Regions from separate parts of the Homo sapiens genome. Here all the other regions are linked to region 5. A link is a contact called in ENCODE Hi-C or POLR2A ChIA-PET data. All regions are on one chromosome and are shown on one strand. The core of a region is the stretch at or near the end of the contact, and the rest is flanking DNA. Distances in the headings are between cores, read along the strand shown.

Region 1 (2,700 bases), core at 37-2,536, 260 kb after region 5:
GGATTCAATAATACTTGATATTCCTCTTTTCTCTGCATTCCTACCGTTGCCATGCCCAGTTAATACTGGAATTAGAAGTAGACAGCATGGGCATAAGGGTATGATCTCCTGCCTCTGAGATCTAAGGAGCCCAGGACAGGCCCAAACCTGGTTTCCTTTATACATCAGTTCACAAAACTAAAACTCAGGTCTATAGAAGATGAATTACTGCTACTCCTACAGCCAATGAGAAGCACATTTAAAATAGGGAGCTGCTATTTTCTGTAGTGGAGGAAGTGATTCTTCCTGTGTGGCTACGTTTAGCACATATAGCTTGGGACATGGATGGATTTATGCTTCTCTGTGCAGTGGGCTCTCTCCATAAATACCCAATGGTCTTTCATTTTACACTAGGAAAGACAAGCTACCAAAACGGAACACTTCTCACACACTCTTATCCTACTCCTACCAAAAGGAAGGAATATTTAGGGAAAATGATTTGAGGGGCTGGGACTCAAGACTCCTTGTGATAAAAAATTCTCACCTGCCCCTGCAGATTTTTGATAGGGGCCCTACGTCATCCCCCGCCCTTTCTCCTCCACACCCAGCTTCAGGCTCTGCAGAGGGACATGAATTTGAATTTTTGTTTGTTTGTTAGTTTATCAAGAAGAGGTATAGGTTTAGAAGGTTAAAGACTCTGGTCTAATGTTCTCCCCACTGTTCCCAGAAAAGCTCCCGTCAAGGACGGTGTCAATGACTGTGGAGAGGAAAGCACAGCCCTCTTTTACTTATTTATTCCATATATATTTTTAAAGCATTCACTATAGATGTCACTGTTCTAAGAGCTGGAGGCATAGTAGTGAACAAGACAGAAAAATTTTTTGGCTGGAATTGAGATGACAAATACACAAGTGAATATTTAATTTCATGTGGCAGTAAGTGTCATGAAGAAAAAGTAAGCATTGCAAAGGACAAGAGATTGACTTGGGGCAGAGCCAAGTGGCCATGAGACAGAGATGTGAACATGGAGTTGGGAGGTGGAGGAAGGACTCCAGGCACGGGTGTAGGGGGTGGGTGGAAGCAGCGCCAGAGCCCTAAGGCAGGAACAAGCTCGCTGGGTTCCAGAAGGTCAGAGCTCTCCATGTGTGGGTCATGGTTCCCTGGTGAGTGTCTAATAAGTAACAGGTGTTCCTGAGAAGGTGGCACACAGAGGTCAGAGGGCAGGGCTAGGGAAACACGGGAGTGAGGGCAAGAAGAAGGCCAGTGCGTCTGCAACAGAAGAGTCCAGAAACACGACAGAGGAAGTCAGAGAGCCAGGAGGGGCCGCCCTGGGCAAGGTCTGGCAGAGACTTGGCTATAAACACGATGATCTCAGCCACAGAGTGTAAGAGGGCAGCACAAAGGGAAGTAAAAACAAAGCCAAGGGCATATCCTTGTTGTTTCAGGCATTTAAATCTGATAAGAACTTGATAACTGGAGAGAATAAAAGCTACAGCTTGATGCCCCTTCTGTAATGACTCCAGTGATCAATGCTTTCATCATGCAAGTGAATCAGATCATATCACTATGAATGATAAAAATTGTGTTAAAGAATAGCCAGGTAAATCGACCTGTTTATAAAATGTATATGCCCAATTAGTCTATTGGAACAAAAATAGAATGTAAAACAAAAAATAAAAATACCCACCTAGGTGAGACAACTTCAACTTCAATCACCTAAAAGTGGCTCACGTATCCCACCCAGATCATCAGCTGTGTTGACTGTGGTGAGGAATAAGACAGAAATCCAGCCGGGTGTGGTGGCTCATGCTTCTAATGCCGGCACTTTGGGAGGCTGAGGCAGGAGGATCACTTGAGCCCAGGAGTCTGAGACCAGCCTGGGCAACACAGCAAAGCTCCATCTCTACAAAGAAAATTAAAATATTAGCTGGCTCAGTGGCACCACCTGTGGTCCCAGCTACTTGGGAGGCTCAGGTGGGAGGCTTGCTTGAGCCCGGGAGATCAAGGCTGTTGTGAGCCATGATCATGCCACTGCACTCCAGTCTGGGCAACAGAGTGAGACCTTGTCTCAAAAAGAAAGAAAAAGAAAAAAATAAAAAAAGGAAGACAGAAATGCATCGGAGTATGAGGTTGTGGTTTAGGGATGGGGAGTGTGGGGATGGGCTGTGGGAAGGGAGGCATACAGAAATGTATAAGGAGGCATGAGTCCTAACAAACTATTCCTGGGTTCTGGCTAGAGGTATTTTTGTGACGATCACACTGACCCCGGTGGGGTGGCATGGGGGGAGCATGGCCTGTTAATGGCTAGAAGTTTGGGTTTTCTTTCTGCTCCTGAAGGCTGAGGCTGCAAACCCAGAACACACACTTACTGAGTGGGGATCTCACTGCACTTTTTGCCTTCTCAATTCTCCTTGAGAAATGCAGCCCCACCTTTATTTCTTGAGTGTTCTAGAAGAGGTGGAAAACAGCCTGGACTGTAGTGGGGGTCAGCCCAGCATCAGTGTGGTAGTGAGCAGGGGTGGACTTCGGGAGCAAGAGCAGCGTTTGCCGCGGGGCTTGCACTCCCAGCAGCTCACCCGTCTCTGTCCTGACCCTCCCTACTGGGCACGCAGGGTCTCTGTAGCACTTGGCCGAGGCCTAGATACCCAGGGTTTCCCACTGGAAAGTCTCACCTGGGGCTCATGCTTCTCACCTGTACCTGTTAACTCCCACAAGGCACTC
Region 2 (2,700 bases), core at 128-2,627, 390 kb before region 5:
TCTCTACAAAAAGTACTTTAAAGGCTATAAAAGTAAATTCTTTCTGATTTTTTTTCCCTTTTCATTTTAAAGGGAGTTCCCAGAATTTGACTCTTGTTTTGAATGATGTCTTTGTAACAAACTTCCTGTGTTGACAAAGGACACGCTGAATTTCTGTTACTGTGGCTACCACAGAAATGAGAGCAGTTCCAATCGTCTCACTGAATTAAGGCCTTTATACAATTTCTTTCAAGTTTTCTAATTTTTATTATGTTTGTAGCTCTATAATATACAACCATAAAACAAGATAATATTACTATAACAATAATAAACAACTGTATCTCTATATATCTCTATATAATACACAAATAACACAGTAACAATACTTTACAACAATAACTCTACAGCATACCACTATAATAAACATTTGAAGTGACATGTGGGTTTTTTTTTTTTTAACTTCCCCTAGTCTTTGGACTTATTTTGCTTTAAATTATTTATCAACAAAGGTCTGAACACTTAATAACCTCTGCCTTATGGTGATACATTTCCTCATTATTTTAGTTTTGTATTATCAAAATAGAGTGAAAATGAGACAAATTGTCTCTGAACCTTAGCTATGCAGGAGATCAATCTGCTTCTACTTCATAAAAGTTGTTCAAATGTCACTGACAGGTTCTAGTAGAACCAGGGACATCAAAGTGTCTATTTAAAAGCTAAAGTGATTTTAGCATGACCATATTTTAAAATGCAAATGAATTTTTTCTATTACTCTAGCTAAAATGGCTTCTCATTATCATTATGTTTTTATATTTTTATGTTTTCTTTGAGAAGGAATCTCGCTCTGTTGCCCAGGCTGGAGTGCAGTGGCGCAATCTCAGCTCACTGCAACCTCTACCTCCTGGATTCAGATGATTCTCCTGCCTCAGCCTCCCAAGTAGCTGGGATTACAGGCGTGCACCACCACGCCCAGACGATTTTTGTATTTTTAGTAGAGATAAAGTTTCCCCATGTTAGCCAGGCTGGTCTCAAACTCCTGACCTCAGGTGATCCACCCACCTCGGCTTCCCAAAGTGCTGGGATTATAGGCGTGAGCCACGGTGCCTGGCCTATATTTTTACTTACAGCTTTTCTTTTTCTTTGCTGCCTTGTATTTAAAGGCAACAATCTTTTTTTACACAGCGTTAGAAATGCTCAACCACTTTTTGAAATGTTAACCACCATAATGCAGCCCAGATAAGAAACAAAATTAAGAGCCTCAAGAAATACAAAATTGAGAAACATTCCAACTAAAAACGTTTAAACAAAATAGTCTCATTCTTTATAGATACGAAGTTTATGTGTAGAAGCCAATACACATTTCCTGCCTCTTCCCCCTCACTTCCTGGCCGCCGGTGCTACAGAGCAACTGTCCTGCCACACTTGAGTGAGATGGAAAAAACCAATTCTTCACCCCAGTTCACTTCCATGACTTCCGGCAGTGTCTGTTCAGAGGTCAAAGCTGTTGGTGATTTTCCACTTGTGCTGGACATAAACCTGGCAAAAAGGCAGGAATTTTAGGGACAGAGGGCTTTCTACCATGGCAGGTCAGAAGGGCCTGGGGGAACAGGGCCTGACCCACACCAAGTAAATATTTGTTGAATGAATGAATGAATGGAAGAAATGGTATCTTATGGTTTGTCTTTTTTGGAGACAGAGTCTTGCTGTTGCCCTGCCTGGAGAGTGGTGGCACGATCATGGCTCTCTGCAGCCTCGAGCTCCTGGGCTCAAGCATCCACCCATCTCAGCCTCCCAAGTAGCTAGGACTACAGTCATGTGCCACCATGCTCAGCTAATTTATTTTTATTTTTTGTTTTTGGTAGAGACGGGGACTCTCTGTGTTGCCCAGGCTGGTCTCAAATTCCTGGCCTCCTGAAGTGCTGGGATTATAGGTGTGAGCCACCGTGCCCAGGCAATGCCCCGTGTTTTTAATAGAATGACGTAGAGGTAATTGTTTTTTCTTTCTGTTTTGAGATGAAAACAAGGAATTGGTTTCATTTTCATTATTTTTTCATCTGTACTTCAGTGCTGCTGAAACTTTCACCTGAGAGGAGGATTTCAGATTTCTCGATTCTGCCCCCGCAACGAGTTGCTTCTCTTCTTTCTCTGCACAGTCTTCACTTTCATGAAGCCAAATGCCTCCTTGCAATTCAGCTCCTGGTTTTGAGTGTGTAAGGAAGACACACGCTTCTCGTGAAATTCTGGAGAATGTCTCCGGACTGCGTGGGAAGCTTATGAACCAGAGGTGCCTGTACTGACAGAAGCCTGTGAGCAAAGAGGGTTCCGAGAACTGGTTAGCTCTTTCTAGCCGGGAATATTAAGCTGTAAAGAACAAGGAAATGGAGGGAGCATTCACATATGTACTGCAGTTGGCATGGGGGTCTCCTTGGAGAGGCTTCCTGTGGGCAACTATGGGTGCATTCAGTAGGGACATTTAGATAACTAAGATGAGCCCTGGAACAACCAAAATAGAGTCAATGTAATAAAACACTCTCTGATTCTGGGACACGTCCCCCTCGTCTCTGAAAGGAAACACTTGGCTTCAGTTTGGCTCAGCAATGTAACACCTTTTCTCCCGGCTTAGAACCAGCTCTTAGCAAGCAGAGTGGGTGGCTTTTGTGTGATACCATGGGCACTAGTAACGCCTCAGGCTGAAGTCCCGGCCTGATAGGTTATGCCCTT
Region 3 (2,700 bases), core at 177-2,676, 410 kb before region 5:
GAGCAGGATCTTATCTGTTTTGTTCACCAATGCACCTGGGCACATAGCATAGTGCCTGACACTTAGTAGATGCTCAATTAATATTTGTAAATTCTTTTTTTTTTTTTTCCTTGAGACAGTCTCACTCCGTCACCCAACCTGGAGCACAGTGATGCAATGTTGGCTCACCGCAACCTCTACCTCCTGGGATCAAGGGATCCTCCCACCTCAGCCTGTGGAGTAGCTGAGACTACAGGCACGTAGTCCCACACCTGGCTAATTGTCGTATTTTTTGCAGAGATGGGGTTTTACCATGTTGCCCAGGCTTGTCTCAAACTCCTGAACTCAAGTGATCTGCCCACCTTGCCCTCCCTAAATGCTGGGATTACAGGTATGAGCACCATCATGCCTAGCCAATATTTGTTAATTCGTTAACCAAACCTCTAAAAGCTCAATGAAGTTTTAGTTCTAGCCTAAAATCTATGCTGGTAAAACAGGATAAATTGGTGGCTTATTGCTCACATGTCAGAAGGCTCCTTTGTTTTATAAAAAGATTCAAGGCAGATTTCAAAAAGAATTAAGCTTCACTTTCAAAAATTCCTTTTATGTTCAGATTTTCAGGAACATGGAAACGGTATTACAGGAAGTGATCTACATCTTATCGCTCCCACATGTGCAGCATTTAATATGTAAAGATTGCTAAAGATGCTATGTCTCCCAAACTGTGTGTACTTCTCATTAAATGTTTTTCTGTCTCCTTTCATTGGGAAAAGCCATAAAATGGCAAGGCAGGTGAATAAACAGCAGTGACAATTCTTTTTTTTTTTTTTTTTTGAGACGGAGTCTCGCTCTGTCGCCCAGGCTAGATAGAGTGCAGTGGTGCGATCTCGGCTCATTGCAAGCTCCGCCTTCCGGGTTCATGCCATTCTCCTGCCTCCGAGTAGCTGGGACTACAGGTGCCCGCCACCACGCCAGGCTAATTTTTTGTATTTTTAGTAGGGACGGGGTTTCACCGTGTTAGCCAGGATGGTCTCGATCTCCTGACCTCGTGATCCGCCCGCCTCGGCCTCCCAAAGTGCTGCGATTACAGGCATGAGCTACCACGCCTGGCCTGTTTTATTTTATAATTGTATGAAGAATAAAGTAAATTAATGTTTATAATAACATATGGTATAGAAATTCCTAGGAGCTGAACTAAAGCAAACTAAAAAACAAACAAACAAACAAACAAACAAACAAAAAACTTATAATGAGTATTTGTGAGTTAGGCATATTTTATCTTTTAGTATAAAATACAAATATAATTTTGTATGGATATCTCTAGTTAATTTTCATTCATTGATTACTCCTTACATCACTTAAGTCAGCAGGTTCATTTCCTTTTGAAATATGCTGATGCAGAAAATAGCAACTAACTGAGCCAGTTTTGTGACCAAAGATAGCTAGTCACAGTGGAGCTAGTTGGGAACAGAGCACAAAGCCCTGACTCACCGTGTAGCCTTTCCTCGTTGTGAAACCTTTCTCCTTCCTGTTTACATTTTCACTTCAGCCAACATATATTGCGTACCTAGAAGGGGGCTAAACATAGCACAAGGTAGAAACCAATAAGGCCTGGGCTGTTTGGCTTTCCCTCCCAGGACTCATATAGTAGGATCTTCCCTCTAACACAATAAAGGAATTTGGATTTTGTGCAGCTGCGAAAGGACAAATGCCCACTGCAGGGCTAAAACTCCAAGCAGAAGTTATCAAGTGGAGGCAAACATTTTGCTTCTTGGAAGTTGCTCTTTATTAGACTTTGGTGGTAAAGATATGTTAGTTCCAACTACAGATTAAGATGTTTATGGTCTCTTACAACCATATTGTTTAGCATTTCGTGTTTGGACTTTTTGCAAGTAACTTACAAAAGAAATTGATTTTTTTACACAATAGCAAAGAGGATTTGTTCGTTTATTTATTGAGATGGAATCATTCTGTCGTCCAGGCTGGAGTACAGTGGAGTGATCCCGCCTCACTGCAACCTCTGCCTCCTCAGTTCAAGCGATTCTCCTGCCTCAGCCTCCCAAGCAGCTGGAATTACGGGCACCCGCCACCACACTCGGCTAATTTTTGTATTTTTAGTAGAGACGAGGTTTCACCATGTTGGCCAGGCTGGTCTCAAACTCCTGACCTCAGGTGATCCGCCCGCCTCGGCCTCCTGAAGTGCTGGGATTACAGGCGTGAGCCAGTGTGCCCCGCCTGTTTATTTATTTATTTTTTGAGATAGGATCTCTTCGGCTGGGCGCGGGCTCACGCCTGTAATCCCAGCACTTTGGGGGGCCGAGGCGGGTGGATCACGAGGTCAGGAGATCGAGACCATCCTGGCTAACAGGGTGAAACCCCGTCTCTGCTAAAAATACAAAAAATTAGCCGGGCATCATGGCGGGCGCCTGTAGTCCCAGATGCTCGGGAGGCTGACGCAGGAGAATGACGTGAACCCGGGAGGCGGAGCTTGCAGTGAGCCGAGATCGCGTCACCGCACTCCAGCCTGGGCGACAGAGCGAGACTCCGTGTCAAAAAATAAAAAAGAGAGATAGGATCTCGCTCTGTCACCCAGGCTAGAGTGCACTGGGGTGATAATGGCTCTCTGCAGTCTTGACCTCCCAGGCTCAAGCGATCCTCCACCTCAGCCCGCCTCAGCCTCCTGAATAGTTGGGACTACAGGCGTACGCCACCATGCTTGGC
Region 4 (2,700 bases), core at 101-2,600, 270 kb before region 5:
GTAGCACACACCTGTAATCCCAGCTACTCAGGAGGCTCAGGCACAAGAATTGTTTGAACCCAGGAGGCGGAGGTTGCAGTGAGCTGAGATTGTGCCACTGCACTCCAGCCTGGGCGACGGAGTGAGACTCCATCTCGAAAAAAAAAAATTTGCAGTATATAATATGCACACTTTTTGTGTGCATGTTATATTATAATTTAAAAGGTTTTAGGCCAGGCATGGTGGCTTATGCATGTAATTCCTGTAATCCCAGCACTTTGGGAGGCTGAAGTGGAAGAATCACTTGAGGCCAGGAGTTTGTGACCAGCCTGGGCAATAAGCAAGACCCTGAATCTACAAAAACTACAAAAAATTAGCTGAGTGTAAACCTGTAGTCCCAACTACTTTGGAGGCTGCAGTGGGAGAATAGCTTGAGCCTGAGAGGCTGAGGCTGCAGTGAGCTATGATCGCACCACTGCACTCCAGCCTGGGCAACAGAGTGAGACCGTGTCTTAAAATAAATAAAACAAACAAACAAATAAGCTTTTTAAAAATAAATAAAACAAATAAATACATAAATAAGCTTTTTAAAAAGTTGACCACTATTGATGTAACAGAGAGGAAGGCTTTCTGTTGGGGGTTTTATTGCTGGCTATCTGTGTAGGATGAGAGCAAAACATTCTTCCTGCTAACATTCTTGCATGTTGTTAGAAGCAATATCATTATTATTATTATTATTATTATTATTATTATTATTATTATTTGAGACAGAGTTTCACTCTTGTTGCCCAGGCTGGAGTGCAATGGCATCATCTTGGCTCACTGCAAACTCCACCTCCCGGGTTCAAGTGATTCTCCTGCCTCAGCCTCCCCAGTAGCTGGGATTACAGGCACCGGCCACTACGCCTGGCTAGTTTTTTGTATTTTTAGTACAGATGGGGTTTCACCATGTTGGTCAGGCTGATCTCGAACCCCTGACCTCAGGTCATCCACCTGCCTTGACCTCCCAAAGTGCTGGGATTACAGGTGTGAGCCACTATGCTCGGCCTGCAATATCATTGTATTGAACGATCATTATATTTAAGTGTTTTATTCAATGTCATAAACAAACATGGCTCTTGCCTTGGAAGAATTTATAATATAAATCATGAAAGGAAACTTCTGACAAGTAAGAGCTGAAAGCCTCCCTTTTTCTGACTGTTCCATATCTGGTTAAGCCTCACAGCCCTCGGAGAGTGGACTACGCAGGCGGGCCTCTCCCTGGGACCCTGTCTTCTGGGTCTGTACGTGGCGCCTGGATTCTTCACCACTTCCTCATGTTCTCAGTAGCCAGTGGCTATGGTGCTGGACCAGGCTTTTCTACTTAAACCATTTTCTGCCCAAAAGAGGAACTGGGTTTCACTTGTTTCCCTTTCAGACAGCCCACTTCGCACGCACAGATGACGTCAATAACCCTGATTAACATAGCTGACACAGAGAATTGACTATGAGCCAGGCAATGCTCTAAGCGCTTTATGCATACATTGGTAAGTTCAGTTCTCACAACCACCGTATGAGATAGTGCTGTTTTTAACCTCATTTTCCAGATGAAGAAACCAAGGCATGGGGGTTTCAGGAACTTGCCCAGTCACACAGCCAGGAACAGCAGAGGAGGGATTTGAACCGGCAGCCTGGCTGCTGACCCACATGATGCTTCCATTTTCCAATTGTTCTGTCTGCATTTCATTTCTTCAGACTTGTGGACACGATCATAAGGAGGTTTGGGAGTAGGGAACATGATGGAAAGGGAGAGGAAGGAAGAATACTGGCTTCAGTCAGCTCCTTCCTTTCCCCAGCTCTCTCTCTCACATACACATACACCCCTCCGTCCCTAAAGCACGTTATTCATTTTCTACACTTAAAACAAACAAACACTCTCCTCCATATAACAGAACCCGAACTCATCCTTCAAGATTCAGATCAAATGCAACTTCTTCAATAAACTCTTCCCTAAAATATGACACAGTATGAATCGTTCCTGCCTCTCTGCATCAGGGTTCCTTGCTTCAAGTTACTAAATATAACATTTATCAAAATTATGGTTGGATATGTGTCTCTTCTATTATGTTGCCAAACCTTTGAGGTTGGGATTGTGTCTGATCCACATTTACTTTTTTTTTTTGAGACAGTGTCTCGCTCTGTCTCCCATGCTGGAGTGCAATGGTGTGATTATAGCTCCCTGCAACCTCCACCTCCCAGGCTCGAGCAATCTTCCCACCTCAGACTACCAAGTAGCTGGGACTACAAGTGTGCACCACCACACTCAGCTAATTTTTTCTATTTTTTGTAGAGACAGGCTCTTGCTATGTTGCCTATGCTGGTCTTAAACTCCTGGGCTCAAGCAATCCTCCCACCTCGGCCTCCCAAAATGCTAGGATTACAGCCATGAGCCACTGTGCCTGGCCTGATCCACATTTACTTCTATTCCTACTCCTGAGGAAGAATGAGTCATGGGCAAACAGCAGGCGCTCAGAATTGGTTAAATTTGGTTGAACAGAATTAGCACGTAATGCAATAGATTAATTGTAGCTTCATAATTTTTTGTCTGAGAGAACAGAGTTCTGACAAGCATATATGTCATGATATGGATGATTTTATTTTAAATAAATAGCGATGAGGTCTCACTATGTTGCTCAAGTTGGTCTCAAATTCCTGGGCTCAAGCGATCCCCCTGCCTCAGCC
Region 5 (2,700 bases), core at 57-2,556:
TCCACCGAGGTTACCGAACAAAAACAGCACAGAGCCCAGACTGGAGGCAGACCCGGGCGCTGTCTCTGCTAGGCTTATTTACGTTTAGGGCTTTTCTTTCCTTTTTTTAAAGTGATGGGGGAAGTCTCATTGTGTGGCATGTGACAGTTCGTTTGCTTCAAAACAACAGGACGTAACCACGCGAAAACTAGAACCAGAGGAGGGGGCATGCGTTTCTTCAAGTCAGCCAAACAGCATCTGGTCTTTGAAAGCGCAATTTCATCAAGAAACTCCTGTTGGATCCCTCCTAACTGTGGACCAAAATAAGCCAACAGGAACGGGTGTTTACTTAATGGCTAGTTTCTGTTTGAAATGGGAGGAGGGATCCCCTAGCAGGGTTCCAATCCGAAGAGTAGACACTGTTGACCGAAACAGACGAGCAGGCACGGCGTGGTCACCCCTTAGCTATAAAAGTGGCCGCTGCCGGGGTTCGGCGACTCGGGGTGTCAGGCGGAGTCTTGGTGAGGCAGGCGCGCGCCCGGCCGTCCCCGGGCAGAGACGTTTAAAGAGCATGTGAGCGTGACAAGTGTCTGTCCGCAACGTGTCAGATTTCGAAACTGCCTTGCAATCCAGTCCGGAACTCGCAGCTTTAGCCCGGGGGAACAGACGTTCGTTTAGGCTGTGTCTCATCATTCCCCCCCGCCCCACCCCCGCCGACCTCCCACTGTCGCTGCTGGAGGAAGAGCCCCGGGAGGAGAAGGGTGCGCCGCGCCGCGCCCGCGTGTCAATGGCAGCCGCGCATTCTGGAAGAAGTTGGTTCTTGTCTCGAATACTTTTCCTCCCGTGCCCCGCCCCTTGAATCAGAGGCGGCTGTCTCGTGCGGCTAGAGCAGGGCCAGTAGAGTTCGGGGCAGCTGTCAAAAACGAGACGGGGAGGCTTTTCTTCCCGGGGGTGGAGGAGGGAAGGAGGGAGGTGTCCTTTTTTCCATCTGTTGCAGTTTCCGAACCAAACGCACCCTCGCCAGCCCCGGGAAGAAAGGCCCAAGGGAGAAACCTGGGGCGCTCGGCTGGTGCCCCCACCGCCGGGCGAGGGATGCGGGCGGTCCGTGCGCGGCAGGCGGAAAGGATCGTGTTTCTGGACCCGGCCACCCCCCGCGTCCGCACCGCCGCCCCCGAGGGACGAGTGACAGCGGCCGCCGCGCTCGGTCCAGTCTTCCCGGCTGGAAGGTGCGGGGGAGGGGCGGAGGAGCGGCGGGGCGGGAGGGGGACGGGGCGGGCGGCTGGGGGCGGAGGCAGGACCTCCTGTACCTTCCCTCCTCGCCTCTCTCACTCTGACAGCGCCGAGGTGCGCCGAGCAGGAGCAGGGAACAAAGGAGCGGAGAGGGGAGGGGAGAGAGTTGGGCGAGGGAGAGCCCCCGGCCGGCTGCCAGAAGATCCCGGCGGGAGGAAGCCCAAGTGTCACTTGAATTCCACCCAAGGAGCGGGCGCCTGGGATCAGAGCGTCCTGTTTAGCAATAACGGCTGGAGCACGTCCTACAAGTTACGGGAGAGTCGGCTGTGAAGGAGACGTTCGCTTATCCCCTGTGTCCCCGCTCCTGGCCCCTCCAGACCCCCGCCTTGCCTCGCGCTGGGAGGGGAGATCCAGAATGAAAGGCAAGAAAGGTAAGGCGGCCGCGGGCTGCGCGCACCAGAAGACGCGAGTCCGGGGAAACGTGCTGGCCGGGCCGCGCCGCGCGGAGTCACTTGGTGGACTTTTCCGCCCAGGGGCTCTCATGCTGGAGTGGCGGCCGTGCTCTTTGTTGAGGCTGCGTCTGAAACGGCAGCGGCTGTTTTCCTGCTAGACACAACACGAGGGGCTGTTGTGGGGCGAGCCTCTCCACGCTGCTGGCACGTTGTCAAGAAACACGCTCAGCGCCTTGTTTGTGCGCCTGCAAGTTTCATTGTCTCCGCCGACACCCCACGCTCGGCCCAGCCGCCGCGTGGCTTCTCGCTCTTTCTCGCGTGCTGGGGATATGGGGTCCGAGTAGGGAGGACCCAGCCCCTCGTTTTTCCCGATCCGGACCCAGGCGGCCGGGGCCGCGGGACCGCCGCGGCTTTGTCTGAAAGTTCCACTCCTAGGCTCCCCCCGCCCCCGCCCCCGCCGCCCCCCTACTCCCAGCCGGGCCCTAGCACTGTTCTTTAGGGATGTGGTGTTTTTACGATCGAAGGAATGCGATTCTGGACCCCCTCATCGCCCTCGGGTGTAAACAGCTTTGGAAAGCTAGACTTTTACAAATCCCCAGTCTCTAAAAGTTTTCCCACGATGAATTTTGGGGCAGGAGGAAGAGTTAGCACCCAGGGCCAGCAGCTTCAAGCGGCATGCAGTCAAAATGCGTCCAAATGTGACAAGCAGGCTTGGTTGTAAGTGCAAAGAGCAAGGCTGTCATTGTTTCCACGAAGTGTTCTGGAAGCTTTACAACTAAAACTTGCCGTCAGTTTGGTTTAAAAACAAAATACACCGGAGGGGGACGGGGGGTGGAGAAACCACACAAAACACCCCGAAAGGTCAGAGTGTGAAGTCCCTTTTGAAGTTAACAAAAATTGAGTCCCTGGCTGGGAGGTCCCCCGAGTGTTCCGCTGTGGGCTGGAGGTGGCGTTTCTGTCGTGATTTATGTGGAGTGGTTCAAAACAGAAGTTAATCACTCGGGAAGCGGACGGGAGGGGCGGCGCTACTGCGCATGCC

Evidence for each region. A loop is a pair of places that touch in the nucleus more often than their neighbours do. ChIA-PET counts read pairs that join two places held with the same protein, here RNA polymerase II (POLR2A). Pooled maps may share reads with other maps.
Region 1: a loop to region 5 is called in a map of endothelial cell of umbilical vein, with 10 times the contacts of the local background. The contact joins the enhancer-like site here to the promoter of TGIF1 in region 5. A Hi-C loop is called at or near these places in 1 of 168 maps with a recorded cell type or tissue (endothelial cell of umbilical vein). POLR2A ChIA-PET finds 5 or more read pairs at or near these places in 6 of 52 experiments (CD8-positive, alpha-beta T cell, Caco-2, GM12878 and 2 more).
Region 2: a loop to region 5 is called in a map of CD8-positive, alpha-beta T cell, with 5 times the contacts of the local background. The contact joins the enhancer-like site here to the promoter of TGIF1 in region 5. A Hi-C loop is called at or near these places in 4 of 168 maps with a recorded cell type or tissue (CD4-positive, alpha-beta memory T cell, CD8-positive, alpha-beta T cell and naive thymus-derived CD4-positive, alpha-beta T cell), 2 of 37 single-sample maps with no recorded cell type and 13 of 50 pooled maps. POLR2A ChIA-PET finds 5 or more read pairs at or near these places in 8 of 52 experiments (CD4-positive, alpha-beta T cell, CD4-positive, alpha-beta memory T cell, IMR-90 and 5 more).
Region 3: a loop to region 5 is called in a pooled map, with 14 times the contacts of the local background. The contact joins the enhancer-like site here to the promoter of TGIF1 in region 5. A Hi-C loop is called at or near these places in 1 of 168 maps with a recorded cell type or tissue (sigmoid colon) and 4 of 50 pooled maps. POLR2A ChIA-PET finds 5 or more read pairs at or near these places in 2 of 52 experiments (GM12878 and PC-9).
Region 4: a map of B cell shows a loop between it and region 5 (13-fold over the local background). The contact joins the enhancer-like site here to the promoter of TGIF1 in region 5. A Hi-C loop is called at or near these places in 3 of 168 maps with a recorded cell type or tissue (B cell, CD14-positive monocyte and OCI-LY7), 20 of 37 single-sample maps with no recorded cell type and 8 of 50 pooled maps. POLR2A ChIA-PET finds 5 or more read pairs at or near these places in 3 of 52 experiments (HepG2, OCI-LY7 and activated B cell).

What each region holds. Positions count from the first base shown.
Region 1 is chr18:3,709,790-3,712,489 of GRCh38, forward strand. All of the region lies in intron 7 of DLGAP1 (DLG associated protein 1), which reads right to left. Among named protein-coding and RNA genes, the nearest start is that of DLGAP1-AS6, 58 kb to the left of the region's middle. Within about 2 kb of position 1,287, at least 15 of the 41 ENCODE cell types and tissues checked have a DNase peak (open chromatin) inside an H3K27ac peak, as active enhancers do; they include endothelial cell of umbilical vein, where a contact is called at or near this core.
Region 2 is chr18:3,059,359-3,062,058 of GRCh38, forward strand. No RefSeq gene overlaps it. Among named protein-coding and RNA genes, the nearest start is that of LPIN2, 48 kb to the left of the region's middle. RefSeq lists enhancers at 1,293-1,587, 1,955-2,084. Within about 2 kb of position 1,378, at least 8 of the 41 ENCODE cell types and tissues checked have a DNase peak (open chromatin) inside an H3K27ac peak, as active enhancers do; they include CD4-positive, alpha-beta T cell and CD8-positive, alpha-beta T cell, where a contact is called at or near this core.
Region 3 is chr18:3,036,090-3,038,789 of GRCh38, forward strand. No RefSeq gene overlaps it. Among named protein-coding and RNA genes, the nearest start is that of LPIN2, 24 kb to the left of the region's middle. Within about 2 kb of position 1,427, at least 14 of the 41 ENCODE cell types and tissues checked have a DNase peak (open chromatin) inside an H3K27ac peak, as active enhancers do; they include GM12878 and PC-9, where a contact is called at or near this core.
Region 4 is chr18:3,176,746-3,179,445 of GRCh38, forward strand. The region is part of intron 5 of MYOM1 (myomesin 1); the gene reads right to left. Among named protein-coding and RNA genes, the nearest start is that of MYOM1, 42 kb to the right of the region's middle. RefSeq lists enhancers at 1,055-1,174, 1,195-1,584. Within about 2 kb of position 1,351, at least 14 of the 41 ENCODE cell types and tissues checked have a DNase peak (open chromatin) inside an H3K27ac peak, as active enhancers do; they include B cell, CD14-positive monocyte and OCI-LY7, where a contact is called at or near this core.
Region 5 is chr18:3,448,866-3,451,565 of GRCh38, forward strand. TGIF1 (TGFB induced factor homeobox 1) reads left to right here and starts at 1,307. Exons shown (of 3, transcript NM_003244.4): 1 at 1,307-1,640. The coding sequence starts at 1,625. It overlaps LOC124904237 (a long non-coding RNA gene), which reads right to left and starts at 1,791. Exons shown (of 2, transcript XR_007066269.1): 1 at 1,667-1,791. RefSeq lists enhancers at 1-139, 107-246, 140-759, 347-536, 2,624-2,700 and silencers at 1,057-1,166, 1,197-1,356, 1,997-2,046.